Regions from separate parts of the Homo sapiens genome. Here region 2 is linked to region 1. A link is a loop called in an ENCODE intact Hi-C map of the cell type or tissue named here. Cell type or tissue: dorsolateral prefrontal cortex. All regions are shown on one strand.

What was found. Hi-C counts contacts between places; a loop is a spot of excess contacts. Peaks named below come from ENCODE experiments on the same cell type or tissue, not always from the same donor. Only the 100,000 strongest peaks of a DNase experiment are listed, where the experiment ranks them.
Region 2: a loop joins it to region 1, with 5 times the contacts of the local background. A loop is called at or near these places in 41 of 110 quality-filtered maps.

What each region holds. Positions count from the first base shown.
Region 1 is chr19:48,580,397-48,588,396 of GRCh38, reverse strand. SULT2B1 (sulfotransferase family 2B member 1) reads right to left here. Exons shown (of 7, transcript NM_177973.2): 3 at 960-1,168. Among named protein-coding and RNA genes, the nearest start is that of SPACA4, 22 kb to the left of the region's middle. In dorsolateral prefrontal cortex, CTCF peaks have their summits at 3,736 and 3,944 (motif pointing right); a DNase peak (open chromatin) is centred at 3,966; H3K4me3 peaks cover 661 bases; H3K27ac peaks cover 465 bases.
Region 2 is chr19:48,263,062-48,271,061 of GRCh38, reverse strand. ZNF114 (zinc finger protein 114) reads right to left here and starts at 981. Exons shown (of 6, transcript NM_153608.4): 1 at 843-981. It overlaps ZNF114-AS1 (ZNF114 antisense RNA 1), which reads left to right. Exons shown (of 3, transcript XR_936008.4): 2 at 829-917; 3 at 7,878-8,000. RefSeq lists an enhancer at 3,920-3,969. In dorsolateral prefrontal cortex, CTCF peaks have their summits at 3,654 and 3,866 (motif pointing left); no DNase peak of the experiment used is centred here; H3K4me3 peaks cover 481 bases; H3K27ac peaks cover 250 bases.

The sequences.
Region 1 (8,000 bases):
GGGATTACAGGCATGTGCCACCACGCCCAGCTAACTTTGTATTTTTAGTAGAGACAGGTTTTCTCCATGTTGGTCAGGATGGTCTCAAACTCCTGACCTCAGGTGATCTGCCCACCTTGGCTTCCCAAAGTGCTGGGAGTACAAACGTGAGCCACTGCGCCTGGCTGTAATTTTTTTTTTTTTTTTTGAGATGAAATCTTGGTCTGTCTCCCAGGCTGGAGTGCAGTGGTGCCATCTCAGCTCACTGCAACCTCCACCTCCCAGGTTCCAGCAATTCTCCTGCCTTAGCCTCCTGAGTAGCTGGGATTACAGGCACCCACCACCAGATCCGACTAATTTTTGTATTTTTAGTAGAGACATGGTTTCACCATGTTGGCCAAGCTGGTATTGAACTCCTGGCCTCAAGTGATCTGCCTGCCTCTGCCTCCCAAAGTGCTGGGATTACAGGCGTGAGCCACCATGCCAGCACCGGCTTTTTTTTTTTTTTTTTTTTTTTTTTTTTTTTTGAGACAGTCTTGCCCTGTTGCCTAGGATGGAGTGCAGTAAGGTGATTTCAGCTCAGTGCAGCCTTGACCTGCTGGGCTCAAGTGATCCTCCCACCTCAGCATTCCAAGTAGCTGGGACTACAAGTGTGTGCCACCACGTCTGACTGATTTTTAAAATTTCTTGTAATGATGTGGTCTGACTATGTTGCCCAAGCTGGTCTCAAACTCCTGGCCCAAAGTGATCCTCCCGCCTCAGCCTCCCAAAGTGCTGGGACTACAGGCATGAGCCATCACTCCCTGCCAAAGGGCAGGCATTTCTGTGTGTATATTGACCACTGTGCTAGATCAGAGTCAGGCACATAGTAGGTGTTTAACAAATAGGTGCTGAATGAATCAATGAGTTATGCTCCGTCCCCCCATTACCCCATACACCCATGCAGCCCCTCCCAACTGACACACACCCCTCCTCCCAACCTTGGCCTTGGAGCTGAAGAAGGCCTTGGTGAAGATCTGGATGGGAAGATGGGAGCTCATGAGGCGGGGGCTGTACTGGTCCGGGAGGCTGAAGGCACCCACAATGGTCTCACACCAGGGTGCCCGCTCCCAGATGGGCACGGAGCGGATCCAGGATGGATCCCCTTCCTTCAGGATTAAGCAGATGATCTCGATCATCCAGGTCGTGCCTGTTGGGAGAAATCGAGCAGATTAATTGGGTGTGGGAGGGCTGAAGAGGGAGATATCATCAGAATAATCACAACAGCACTTATTGAGCAATTTGCCACCTTTTATTATTTTTTTTTAAGACAGAGTCTTACTCTGTTGCCCACGCTGGAGTGCAATGGCGCGATCTCGGCTCACTGCAACCTCCACCTCCCAGGCTCAAGCAATTCTCCTGCCTCAGCCTCAGCCGAGTAGCTAGCATTACAAGCGCCCACCACCACGCCTGGCTAATTTTGTATTTTTAGTAGAGACGAGGTCTCCCCATGTTGGCCAGGCTGGTCTCGAACTCCTGACCTCAGGTGCTCTGCCCACCTCGGCCTCCCAAACTGCTGGGATTACAGCTGTGAGCCACCACGCCCTGCCTGACAGCATTTATTGAGCAATTTACCACCTATTTTATCACACTGATTCCTTACAGCTGGCAGAGAAGGCAAGGTTGCTTAACCTCATTTTCGGAGCCAGAAACTGAGCCTTACAGAAACCATGTCGCTCGTCCAAGGGGACAAAGCTAGGAAAGTGGTGCAGGGCAGAGACTGGTGAGCTGTCCACCCAACCCCATTTCATTTTTCTGCTGGGAATATGGCGTGATGACCTTTTCTCTTCTCCCCTGCTGCTATGTGTGGGGCCAAGAGACTGGGTCTGGCCAAGGAAGTATAGGTGGCGGCGATGTGATGTGCGGCTATTTCCAGGCCTGGCCCATAAACGCACGCCACGTGACTCTCCACTCCCTCTCTGCTTCTGGATACAGAGACTCCAGGGGAGAATCTGGGACTCCCGGGGATGGCAGAGCCATAAGATGGAAGGAACCAAATGTCTGGGAATGCATGGATATCCCCCCACCAACTTCCTTCCACCCTTCCTGCACCAACTACAGTTTATAGGAAAAAGAAACAAACTTGGCTTCAGCCGCTGAAATTCTGAGGCTGATCTATTAGTACAGCCAGAATTGCTTTACTTATTTATTTTTTTGGGGACAGAATCTTGCTCTGTCACCCAGGCTGGAGTGCAGTGGTGTGATCACAGCTCACTGCAGCCTTGAAATCCCGGGCTTAAGAGATCCTCCTGCCTCAGCCTCCCGAGTAGCTGAGACCACAGGTGCACACAACCACACCTGGCTAATTTCTTATTTTTATTTTTAGAAGACATACGGTCCCACTATGTTGCCCAGGCTGGTCTTGAACTCCTGGGCTCAAGCAATCCTCCTGCCTCAGCCTCCCAAGGTGCTGGGAGCAGAGGCATCATGCCCAGCAGGCACTCCTTTAATACATGGAGAAAGCTGGAATTGAACCCAGGTGTCTGGACATAAAAATCTCTGCTCTTTTCACTTTTCACTGCCCACTTTTGAGGGTCACCCCTTTTTTTATTATACTTTAAGTTTTAGGGTACATGTGCACAACGTGCAGGTTAGTTACATATGTATACATGTGCCATGTTGGTGTGCTGCACCCATTAACTCATCATTTAACATTAGGTATATCTCCTAATGCTATCCCTCCCCCCTACCCCCACTTTTTTTCTTTTTGAGACGGAGTTTTGCTCTTGTTGCCCAAGCTGGAGTGCAATGGCGCGATCTTGGCTCACTGCAACCTCCGCCTCCCGGTTTCAAGTGATTCTCCTGCCTCAGCCTCCCTAGTAGCTGGGGTTACAGGCATGCACCACCACGCCTGGCTAATTTTTGGTATTTTTAGTAGAGATGGGATTTCACCATGTTAGCCAGGCTGGTCTCGAACTCTTGACCTCCAGTGATCCACCTGCCTCAGCCTCCCAAAGTGCTGGGATTACAGGAGTAAGCCACTGCGCCCGGCTGAGGTTCACCTCTTTATTTCTGTGGGGAGCCACAGAATGTTACCTAGTGGAAAGGGACCTCATCAAGGACCCAATTCACAGTTTTGAATTTCAGGAGACCACAGGCTGTTCAGAAGAGAAACAATTACGTTCAAAATTACTTTCTGTTAGTATTCATTGCATTTAATTCTTTTTGAGACAGGATTCCGCTCTGTGACCTGGGCTGGTGTGCACTGTTGCAGTCACAGCTTACTTCAGCTTCAGCCTCCAACTCCCAGGCTCAAGTGATCCTCCCACCTCAGCCTCTGGAGTAGCTAGACCACATGTACCCAGCTTTTTTTTTTTTTTTTTTTTTTTTGAGAAGGAGTCTCACTCTGTTGCCCAGGCTGGAGTGCAGTGGCTCTATCTCGGCTCACTGAAACCTCTGCCTCCTGGATTCAAGCAATTCTCCTGCCTCAGCCTCCCAAGTAGCTGGGACTAGAAGTGTGCCACCACGCCTGGCTAGTTTTTGTATTTTTAGTAGAGATGGGGTTTTGCCATGTTGGCCAGGTTGGTCTCAAACTCCTGACCTCAGGTGATCCACCTGCCTTGGCCTCCCAAAGTGCTGGGATTATAGGCATGAGCCACCATGCCCAGCCTGCGCCCACCTAATTTTTAAAATTTTTGTAGAGATGGGGTCTCACTGTGTTGCCCAGGCTGGTCTGGAGCTCCTGGCCTCTAGCGATCCTCCTGCCTTGGCCTCCCAAAGTGCTGGGATTACAGGCGTAAGCCACCACATCCAATCCATTCACTGGATTTCATTCTAACAACCACCTTGTACCAGTTATCAGTTTACAGGCTGGTGGCTCCAACTTCATGCCTCTCTGCCGTTTTTGTGATATTGGAGCTGGACCCTGTAAACATTTCTCCTCTGCCAGCTAGCTCAGTGTTAAACCTTGTCAGCAGAGGGCGCTGGAGGAACACTGAATGAGGATGGGGCTCTTCCTGATTCTCACGAGCTCCTCTTAGCGGGATCTTGTGATGGACAGGGGCCAGCCCTGCACTAGACACGCAGTGACGTTTACCCCTCCCCCTAGCAAATTTCAGTGGCCTGTTGCACTTCAGTGAACTTCTCAGTCACCCAGTGGGTCATGACCATACCTCTGCAGCGAAACTCTAATCTTGTGTGGGGAGCCGGTTGGGCAGGGAAGTCCTTCTTCCCAATTTCTTTCTTTCTTGGGAGTTTGGCTTCAGCCCTAGAGGAAGTGGCTGCACCCTATTTTAGCTATTCCTGTGTGTGGTGTTTTTTGTTTGTTTGAGACGGAGTCTTGCTGTGTTTCCAGGCTGGAGTGCAGTGGCGCGATCTCAGCTCACTGCAACCTCCACCTCCCGGGTTCAAGTGATTCTCCTGCCTCAGCTTCCCGAATAGCTGTGACTACAGGCGCACGCCAGCATGCCCAGCTAATTTTTGTATTTTTAGTAGAGACAGGGTTTCACCATGTTGGTCAGGATGATCTCAATCTCTTCACCTCGTGATCTGCCTGCCTCAGCCTCCCAAAGTGCTGGGATTACAGGCGTAAGCCACTGTGCCTGGCCTTTTGTTTGTTTGTTTGAGACAGTCTGGCTCTGTCGCCCAGGCTGGAGTGCAGTGGCGCAATCTCCACTCACTGCAACCTCCGCCTCCTGGGTTCCAGCCATTCTCATGCCTCAGCTTCCCAAGCAGCTGGGACTACAGGCGCGCACCACCAGGCCCGGCTAATTTTTGTATTTTTAGTAGAGACGGGGTTTGGCCATTTTGGCCAGGCTGGTCTTGAACTCCTGACCTCAGGTGATCCGCCCGCCTCGGCCTCCCAGAGTGCTGGGATTACAGGCATGAGCCACTGCACCCGGACGAATTTCCTTCCTTTTTACAGCTGAATAATATTCCATTGTATGAATATAGCATAATTTGTTTATCCATTCATTCATGAACGGCAGATATTTGGATAGTTTCAGCTTTTGGTCATTGCAAATAATGTGGCTATGAACATTGGTGTACAAATATCTGTCAGAGTGCCCCCACCTAGTATTTAGTTCTTTTGGGCATATTCCTGGAAGTGGAACTGCTGAGTTAATATGGTAATTCTATCTTTAATTTTTTGAGGAACTGCCAAACTGTTTTCCATAGCAGCTGTACCATTCTACATGCTCACCAACAGTGCACAAGGGCCCCATTTTCTCAACATCCTTGCCACACTTGGTATTTTCTTCTGTTTTTTCTTTTATTTTTTATTTTTGAGACAGAGTTTTGCTCTTGTTGCCTAGGCTGGAGTGCAATGGAGTGATCTCGGCTCACTGCAACCTCCACCTCCAGGGTTCAAGCGATTCTCCTGCCTCAGCCTCCCAAGTAGCTGGGACTACAGGCATGCACGACCACGCCTGGCTAATTTTTTTTTTTTGTAGAGATAGGATTTTGCCATGTTGCCCAGGCTGGTCTTGAACTCCTGGGCTTAAGCTATCCACTTGCCTTGGCCTCCCAAAGTGCTGGGATTACAGGCATGAGCCACCGTGCCTGACTGCAAATAATTCTTTTTTCATTTTATTTTGAGACAGGGTCTCGCTCTGTTGCCCAGACTGGAGTGCATTGGTACGATCTTGGCTCACTACAACCTCTGCCTCCCCAGTTCAAGCAATTCTCATGCCTCAGCCTTCCGAGTAGTTGGGACCACAGGCGCGCACCACCATGCCCAGCTAATTTTTGTATTTTTAGTAGATATGGGGTCATGTAGGCCAGTCTGGTCTCCTATTGCTGGCCTCAAGTGATCCGCCTGCCTCGACCTCCCAAAGTGCTGGGATTTCAGGTGTTAACCACACCCCCGGCTCAGAGAACAAGCTTCCACAATTTCTATAGAGGGAAATGTAGCCATTACATATCAAAATTACAAATGTACAGACTCTGACCAAGCAATTCTTTGTCCAGATATTTGTCCTAGAGGTAAGTGTGTTCAATGCCAAGTACTGCATGTACAAGGCATTGTGTTTAAAGTTTACATTGTATATACATAGGCAAAAGATTGAACATTAATATCAGTCACTAGGAAACTGGTTAAGCAAGAATTATTGTATATCCTATGTTATGAAATACCACGGAACTATTTAAAAAAACCAGAAACTTATTTGTTTAAAGTTCCAAGATGGGACAATGTCAAGGTATAAGGAGAAAGAAAAACATAAGCAAAATCAAGGCTGGTCACAGTGGCTCACGCCTGTAATCCCTGCACTTTGGGAGGCCGAGGCAGGTGGATCTCCTGAGGTCAGGGGTTCGAGACCAGCCTGGCCCACATGGCAAAACCCCGTCTCTACTAATAATTCAAAAATTAGCCAGGCATGGTGGCGGGCACCTGTAATCCCAGCTACTCGGGAGGTTGAGGCAGGAGAATCGCTTGAACCCAGGAGGCGGAGGTTGCAGTAAGCCAAGATGGCACCACTACACTCCAGCCTGGGCGACAGAGCGAGACTTCATCTCTAATAATAATAATAATAATAATAATAATAATATAATAATAATAATAAAACATACTCTGAGAAGACGCTGATATGAAAATGAAAAGACAAGCCATAGATTGGGAGAAAATATTTGCAAAACAAGTATCTGATCAAGGATCTGTACTCACATCATATAAAGAACTCTCGGCCGGGCACGGTGGCTCACGCCTGTAATCCCAGCACTTTGGGAGGCCGAGGCGGGTGGATCACAAGGTCAGGAGATCGAGACCATCCTGGCTAACACGGTGAAACCCCGTCTCTACTAAAAATACAAAAAATTAGCCGGGCGTGGTGGTGGGCGCCTGTAGTCCCAGCTACTCGGGAGGCTGAGGCAGGAGAATGGCGTGAACCTGGGAGGCAGCTGAGATCGCGCCACTGCACTCCAGCCTAGGTGACAGAGCGAGACTCTGTCTCAAAAAAAAAAAAAAAACTCTCAAATCTCAATGATAAGAAAACAATCCAATTCAAAAGAGGAAAAATATTTCAACACTTTACCAAATAATACATTTGTGAGCTTCAAGTCAGTGGCAAGTAATAGAACAAACAAAAAGGAATATATGGCCAGGTGCGGTGGCTCATGCCTGTAATCCCAGCACTTTGGGAGGCCGAGTTGGGCGGATCACCTGAGATTGGGAGTTCGAGACCAGCCTGACCAACATGGAGAAACCCCCGATCTACTAAAAAAAAAAAAAAAATGCAAAAACCAGGCATGGTGGCACATGCCTGTAATCCCAGCTACTAGGGAGGCTGAGGCAGGAGAATCACTTGAACCTGGGAGGTGGAGGTTACAGTGAGCTGAGATCGCGCCATTGCACTCCAGCCTGGGAAATAAGAGTGAAACTCCATCTCAAAAAAAAAAAAAAAAAAAAAAAAGGAATATATATGATGGCTAATGAGCACATGAAAAGATGCTCAAACACCATTAGCTGTTAGGGAAATGCAAATTAATACTACAGTGAAACACCAGTAGGCACCTATCAAAATAGCTTTAGAAAAAAACTGGCCAGGCACAGTGGCTCATGCCTGTAATCCCAGCACTTTGGGAGGCTGAGGCAGGAAGATCGCTTGAGCCCAGGCATTCGAGACCAACCAGAGACCCTTATCGCTACAAAAATTAGCTGGGTGTGGTGGCTATTAGGGAGGCTGGGGTGGGAGCATCACTTGTGCCCAGGAGTTCGAGGTTGCAGTGAGCCATGATCTTCCCACTACACTTCAGCCTGGGCAACCGAGCAAGACCTTGTCTCCAATAAGTAAATCTCTGTTGATGCTAATCACTGGAGAAGATGTGGGGCAATAGAGGATCATCTATTGCTGGGAAGAATGAAAAAAGATAAAGCCACTTCGGGCTGGCACGGTGGCTCACGCCTATAATCCCAGCACTTTGGGAGGCTGAGGTGGGTAGATTGACTGAGGTGAGGAGTTTGAAACCAGCCTGGCCAACATGGTGAAACCCCGTCTCTACTAAAAATACAAAAATTAGCTGGGCGTGGTGGTGCATGTCTGTGG
Region 2 (8,000 bases), 320 kb after region 1:
TTTTTTGAGACGGAGTCTCGCTCTGTCGCCCAGGCTGGAGTGCAGTGGCGCGATCTCGGTTCACTGCAACCTCCGCCTCCCGGGTTCATGCCATTCTCTCGCCTCAGCCTCCGAGTAGCTGGGACTACAGGCGCCCGCCACCACCCTGGCTAAGTTTTTGTATTTTTAGTAAAGACAGGGTTTCAGCGATCTCCTGACCTCGTGATCCGCCCGCCTCGGCCTCCCAAAGTGCTGAGATTACAGGCGTGAGCCACCGCGCCCGGCCCTTCTTTTCTTTTCTTTCTTTCTTTCTTTCTTTCTCTTTTTTCTCTTTTCTTTCTTTCCCTTTTTTCTCTTTCTTTCTTCTCTTTCTTTCTTTTCCTCTCCCTCCCTCCTTCCTTCCTTTTTTCTCTTTCTTTCTTCTTTTTCTTTCTCTCTCTCCCTTCCTCCTTTTCTCCCTCCCTCCCTTCCTCCCTCCCTTCTTTCTTCTCTTTCTTTCTTTCTTCTTTCTTTTTTCTTTCTCTTTCTTCCCTCCCTCCCTTCTTTCCTTTCTCTCTCTCCCTCCCTTTCTCTTTCTTTCTTTCTTTCCTTCCTTCCCCCCTTCCTCTCTCCCTCTCTGCCCCTCCCTCCCTCCCTTCCTTCCTTTTTTATTTTTTTCCTTTTCTTATTCTTTTTTTCTTTTTTTTTTTCTGAGACAAGTTCTTGCTCTGTCCTTCAGGCTGGAGTGCAGTGGCGCAATCTTGGCTCACTGCAGCCTCAAGCGATCCTACCACTTCAGTCTCCCAAGTAGCTGGGACCACAGGCACGTACAAGGCATGCCTGGCTAATTTTAATTTTTTTTTTTTTTAGAGATGAAAACTCACTATGCTGCCCAGACTCGTCTCGAACTCCTGGGTGTCACGCGTGTCCGTATAGAAGACCACCTAAACAGGCTTTGTGTAAGCAACAAAGGCTGTTTATTCACTTGGGTGCAAGTGGGCTGAGTTGGAAAAGAGAGTCAGCGAAGGGAGATAGGAGAGGGGCAGCTTTATAGGGCTGGGGTAGGCAGTGGAAAGTTACAGTTAAAGGTGGTTATTTGTTGTCAGCAGGGGAGGGGCTCACAAGGTGCATTGTGGAGAGATCATGGGACTCATTGTCCAGGAGAAGAATGTCACAGGGTCGACTGATCAGTTGGGGCAGGGCAGGAACAAGTCATAATGGTGGAATGTCATAAGGTGGGTTAATCAGTTAAGGCAGGAACTGGCTGTTTCACTTCTTTTGTGGTTTTTCGGCTGCTCCAGACTTCTTGGCTCCTGCAGGCCATCTGGACGTATATGTGTAGGTCACAGGGGTTACAATGGCTGAGCTTCGGCTCAGAGGCCTGACACTGGGCTTAAAGTGATCCTCTGGCCTTGGGAGGCTGAGGTGGGCAGATCACCTGAGGCGAGGAGTTCAAGGCCAACATGGCGAAACCCTGTCTCTACTAAAAATACAAAAACGAGCTGGGCATGGTGGTGCATACCTGTAATCCCAGCTGCTCGGGAGGCTGAGGCAGGAGAATCGTTTGAACCTGGGAGGAGGAGGTTGCAGTGAGCTGAGATAGCGCCATTGCACTCCAGCCTGGGTGACAGAGCAAGACTCCGTTTCAAAACAAACAAAACAAAACAAAACCCAAAATGACTGCCTAAACCCAGACCTCTAGGACACAGACTCAGTTTCCCACCCTGACTCTGCTTAACTGGGGAGTCGCTTGATCTTCAGGTGCCCCTGATGCAAATCAGCTGAACAAAGCGTTTATCCTCTACTCGAGTTACATCGTTTCTTTTCCTTTGAGGGTCCCCAGCAAACCTTGATGTGCATCTCTTTTTCTTTTGGTTCTTTGGGAGGAAAGATTAAGCCCAGCCCAGCCAGCTCCTGGAGCTCCCCAGGAAGGAAGGGCTGGGAGTCCCTATCTGGTCAATTAAATAATTTATTTATTTATTTATTTTGAGACGGAGTTTCGCTCTTGTTGCCCAGGCTGGAGTGCGATGGCGCAATCTCAGCTCACCACAACCTCTGCCTCCCGGGTTCAAGCAATTCTCCCACCTCAGCCTCCCGAGTAGCTGGGATTACAGGCACACGTCACCATGCCTGGCTAAGTTTTGTGTCTTTAGTAGAGACGGGGTTTCTCCATGTTGGTCAGGCTGGCCTCGAACTCGCAACCTCAGGTGATCCACCTGCCTCGGCCTCCCGAAGTGCTGGGATTACAGGCATGAGCCACTGCACCCCGGCCTAAATAATTTATTTTTTATGGACTGTCTTTCTTCACTCTAGTAATGAAATTCTACCATAAAGCTTAAATTGCCAAATATTGATCATACTTACCCCAGTTACATTTTTTTACGGTGATAAAATATACATCACAAACATTTCCATGTGAACCATTTTTTTTTTTTTTTTTGTGACGGACTCTCCCTCTGTCACCCAGGCTGAGGTGCAGTGGCACGATCTTGGCTCACTGCAAGCTCTGCCTCCCGGGTTCACGCCATTCTCCTGCCTCAGCCTCCTGAGTAGCTGGGACTACAGGCATCTGCCACGCCCAGCTATTTTTTTTGTATTTTTAGTAGAGATGGGGTTTCACCATGTTAGCCAGGATGGTCTCGATCTCCTGACCTCGTGATCCACCCACCTCGGCCTCCCAAAGTGCTGGGATTACAGACATGAGCCACCGTGCCCGGCCTCCATGTGAACCATTTTAAAGTGTACACTTCAGTGGCATTAAGTACAGCCACATCGCTGTGTAACCATCATCACGATTCATCTCCAGAACTTTGTCATCTTTCCCAATTAAAACTCCGTACCCGTTAAATAATCACACCCCATTCCCTTTTTCTCTCAGTCCCTGGTAAGCTCTGTTCTACTTTCTGTGTCCAGGAATTTGACTGTTCTAGGAATCTCCTAGAAGTGGAATCACTCGGCCTTTGCCTTTTTGTGTCTGACGTATTTAATTTTGCACAATGTTTTCCAAGTTCACCTACGGTGAAGCATGTATCAGTATTTCATTCCTTTTAAAGTCTGAAAAGTATTCCACGGTATGTAGTGTTCAAAAGTAAAATGTATGGCTGGGCATGGTGGCTCACACCTGTAATCCCAGCACTTTGGGAAGCTGAGGCGGGCGGATCACCTGCGGTCAGGAGTTCAACACCAGCCTGGCCAACATGGTGAAACCCCGTCTCTACTAAAAATACAAAAATGAGCCAGGCATGGTAGTGCATGCCTGTAGTCCCAGGTACTCGGGAGGCTGAGGCGGGAGAATTGTTTGAACCTGACGGGGAGAGGTTGCAGTGAGCCGAGATCGTGCCACTGCACTCCAGCCTGGGCAACAGAGTGAGACTCTGTCTCAAAAAAAAAAAAAAAAAAAAAAAAGTACAATGTGACATAAGAAAATTTCTGACCTCGGGCTGGGGGCGTTGGCTCACACCTGTAATCTCAGCACTTTGGGAGGCTGAGGTGGGCGGATCACCTGAGGTCAGGAGTTCAAGACCAGCCTGACCAAAATGGAGATACCCCGTCTCTACTAAAAATACAAAATTAGCCGGGCGTGGTGGCGCATGCCTGTAATTCCAGCTACTCGGGAGGCTGAGGCAGGAGAATCGCTTGAACCTGGGAGGCGGAGGTTGCGGTGAGCCGAGTGTGCCATTGCACTCCAGCCTGGGCAACAAGAGCGGAACTCCATAAAAAAAAAAAAGAAAATTTCTGACCTCTTCCCCAAATAAACTACCTGCACGTAAGCCCTCATTTCAGGCTCTCCTTTTTGGAGGCTCCCAAATTATGACCGAAGGAGTCCAAGGACTTGAGAAGAACCCTGTTAAACCTTGGTTCAGGTCTGGGCTCAGGGCACTAAAGGATATTCCTCTTGCGACCTCTAGTGGTTGTAGGTGTCCAATTCCCTTCTATTTTCTCTGGGTCTTCATCTCCAGCAGTGCTTCCCTTCCCTTGTTTTCTCATCCTCTCCCTTCAAAAACCTGCTTCTTGGCCAGGGGCGGTGGCTCACGCCTGTAATCCCAGCACTTTGGGAGCCTGAGGCGGGCGGATCACGAGATCAGGAGTTCGAGACCAGCTTGGCCAACATGGTGAAACCCAGTCTCTACTAAAAATACAAAAATTAGCTGGGTGTGGTGGACGCCTGTAATCCCAGCTACTTGGGAGGCTGAGGCAGGAGAATCGCTGGAAGCCAGGAGGCGGAGGTTGCAGTGAGCCAAGATTGCGCCACTGCACTCCAGCCTGGGTGACAGAGCGAGACTCTGTCTCAAAAAAAAAAAAAAAAAAAAAACCCACAAAAAACCACAAAAAAACCTGCTTCTTTTCTGGTATCCTCAATATCCCGTTTCACCTATGCCTTCACTGCTAGGTGGATCTTTTTAAAGAAAATTGGGAACATTATATTATTTCACCTGTAAAAATATCACTACGATGGCCAGGTACAGTGGTTCATGCTTTGAGAGGCCGAAGTGGGTGGATTGCCTGAGCTCAGGAGTTCGAGACCACCCTGGGCAAAATGGCAAAACCCTGTCTCTAAAAAAAAAAAAAAAAAAATTAGTCAGGCGTGTGGTGCACGTAGTCCCAGCTACTTCAGCTACTTGGGAGGCTGAGGCGGGAGGATCACTTGAGCTCAGGAGGTGGAGGTTGTAGTGAGCTGAGATCTTGCCACTGCACTCCACTCTGGGTGACAGAGTGAGACTCTGTATCAATAAATAAAAAATAAAAAATAAAAATATCACTATGTATGTTTAAAAGATGAAGAGTTAAAAAATGCTTTACTGTCTTACATGAATACTCCCTTACAATGAAAAGTAATCATCATTCAGGACATCATAAAATATCCCGTTAATGTTGTCATTTCCCTGGTTCTTATTTTTACTTTATTGCTTTGCATAGAGATACAAATCATCCACTATAATAGGTTTTTGTGTGTGTGTGTTAATTCTTTGTTAATCTAAGTTGCCACTTATTTAATTCCATCCCCCCATTCAAACATTGCTATTGTTGTAGAAAGTAGGTCATTTTTTCTGTAAAATTTTCTTTGGTTTCAGTTTTGCCAATTAGATCCTTGTGTTGTCATTTAACATGTTTTTCTTTCTTTCTTTCTTTCTTTTTTGAGACGGAGTTTCGCTCCTGTTGCCTAGGTTGGAGTGCAATGGCGTGATCTCGGCAAACTGCAACCTCCGCCTCCTGGGTTCACACCATTCTCCTGCCTCAGCCTCCCGAGTAGCTGGGATTACAGGTGCCCACCACCAGGCCCTGCTAATTTTTTTTGTATTTTCAGTAGAGACGTGGTTTCACCATACTGGCCAGGGTGATCTCGAACTCCTGACCTCAGGTGATCTGCCCGCCTCAGCGTCCCAAAGTGCTGGGATTACCAGCGTGAGCCACTGTGCCCGGCCTTGGTTGCCTGTTTTTATGGTTATTTCTTCATGATATGGTAACCAAGGGGTGGATTATTCATGCCTTCCCTTTTTGGTCCACATAGGGTAACTTCCTGACGTTGCCATGGCATCTGTAAACTGTGATGGAGCTGGTGGGAGTGTAGCAATGAGGACCACCAGAGGTCACTCTCGTCGCCATCCTGGTTTTGGTGGGTTTTGGCCGGCTCCTTTACTGCAACCTGTTTTATCAGCAAGGTCTTTATGACCTGTATCTTGTGCCGACCTCCTATCTCATCCTGTGACTTAGAATGCCTTCATCATTTGGGAATGCAGCCCGGTAGGTCTCAGCCTCATTTTCTCCACCTCCTACTCAAGATGGAGTTGCTCTGGTTCAAATGCCTCTGACAAAATGTCTACGGAGGCCGGGCGCGGTGGCTCATGCCTGTAACCCCAGCACTTTTGGAGGTTGAGGCGAGTGGGTCATGAGGACAGGAGTTCAAGACCAGCCTGGCCAACATGGTGAAACCCCCATCTCTACTAAAAATACAAAAATTAGCTGAGCGTGGCGGTGGGCACCTGTAATCCCAGCTACTCAGGAGACTGAGGCAAGAGAATCATTAGAACCTGAGAGGCAGAGGTTGCAGTGAGCTGAGATCATGCCATTGCATTCCAGCCTGGGCAACAAGAGCGAAACTCCATCTCAAAAGAAAAAAAAATGTCTATGGGAGGTGGGCAGTCTCCCATAGCTGGGACATCAGCGGTCTGTGGTGACAGCCTGTCATCCCTCTGTCCCTTCACTAACCCCTCCCCTAGGAGCCTTTCAGTGCTGGGAACTGGCCCTAGCGTTCAGCTACCCCACACCACATTCCCAGGTTCCTAGCTCTTCAGCCCTGTTGTCTGCATGCCTCTGTATCAACTCTTGGTGTTTTTCCTACGAAGATCTTCTCTAAGTCTGTTGGTTTATCCAATATCTTGGTTTCTCTTGGTGGGAGTGGTGCTTCTGGGCTGTGTCCAGTCAGGCATCTTGACCCTCCTCTAGGCATGATTTTGAAAATTTAATCTGTTCCCTGACTTCCTGGAAACATAAGCTGGCTGGGAAATGGGCTTGCGAGACATTGTGACATCCCGAGGAGACTTCTCCTCATTGGGAGGGATCAGAGGCTGCCCTTGCTCTTCTCCCTTTTGTCTCTTGTGAGATGTGAAGCTTCATGTGAATATTGTGTGGAGCCAACACCATGGAAGGCAAGGTGGACACCTGGAGAAACGTTCCTTCCCTGTGGTGTTTTTGGAGCTCATGGATCAGCCTCCCTAGGGTCAGTCCTACCTTCTGTCCTTGCATTCAACGGAGCCAGGACACTCTCTTTATATTTTTACTGCATTGAAGTTGAACTTTCAGTCATTTGCCACACAAGAGTTTACACAGATCCAGAGGACATTGCAGATTGCTGCCCTGGGTGATTTAAAAAATTAATCTGGAGATGACATTAGGAGATAGAGCATTGTAGACCTGGATCCATTACTTGCCAGTTAATGGAAATTTACTTTTTTTTTTTTTTTTTTTTGAGACAGAGTCTCACTCTGTCTTCCAGGCTGGAGTGCAGAGGCACGATCTCGGCTCACTGCAACCTCCGCTACCTGGGTTCAACCAATTCTCGTGCCTCAGCTTTCCAAGTAGCTGGGATTACAGGCATGGGCCACCACGCCCGGCTAATTTTGTATTTTTAGTAGAGACGGGGTTTCTCCATATTGGTCAGGCTGGTCTCGTACTCCCAACCTCAGGTTATCCGCCAGCCTCAGCCTCCCAAAGTATTGGGATTATAGGCATGAGCCACCGTGCCCAGCCTGCATTTCATTTAACTTTGCTACACTGTATATGTTGTGTAGGTACTGGACAAATGGGTCCTAATTTTATAATATCTAGTATCTAGATATTAAAGAGTTTGTCAATATAAGACAAAACTAGAGTTAGTAAACTAATATATTTTGTACACTTTGTGTTAAAATTAATTAAAAGGCTATCTTCCGAAAAGGACTTTTGGAAGTGAAATGGTGATTATTTTCCTTGCCTTCCATTCTTCTCTCGTACAACTCTAATCATTTTTCTTGCCTAAATTGTCACCTTGATTTCTTTAAAATACTTGGGTTTAGGGACCGTTGTCTAATCCATTACCTTCACCGGCTCTGCTATGACATTTTTTAAAGATTAGATTTTTAAAATAATGGCTTTATGGATATATAGTTCACAAACCACACAATTCACCCACTTAAACTATACAATTCAATGTTGTATATATAGTATAGTTATGAAGTTGTACAACCACCACCACACTCAGTTTTAGGACAGCGTCATCACCTCAAAAAGAAACTCATTAAGTGGCACTCCCCGTTCCCCACAGGCACGCACACCCAGCCACAGGCACCCACGCATCCACCTTCTGTCTCCATAGGTTTACTCATTCTGACGTTTGATTTAATAGGAGTTGTTATGGACTGAATGTATGTGTCCACCCTCAGGTTCACGTGTTGAAATCCTAACTCCAAATATGATGATAGGAGGAGATGGGGCCTTCGGGAGGTGATGAGGTCATGAGGGTGGAATCCTCATGAATGGTCTCAACGCCCTTAGAAAAGAGACCC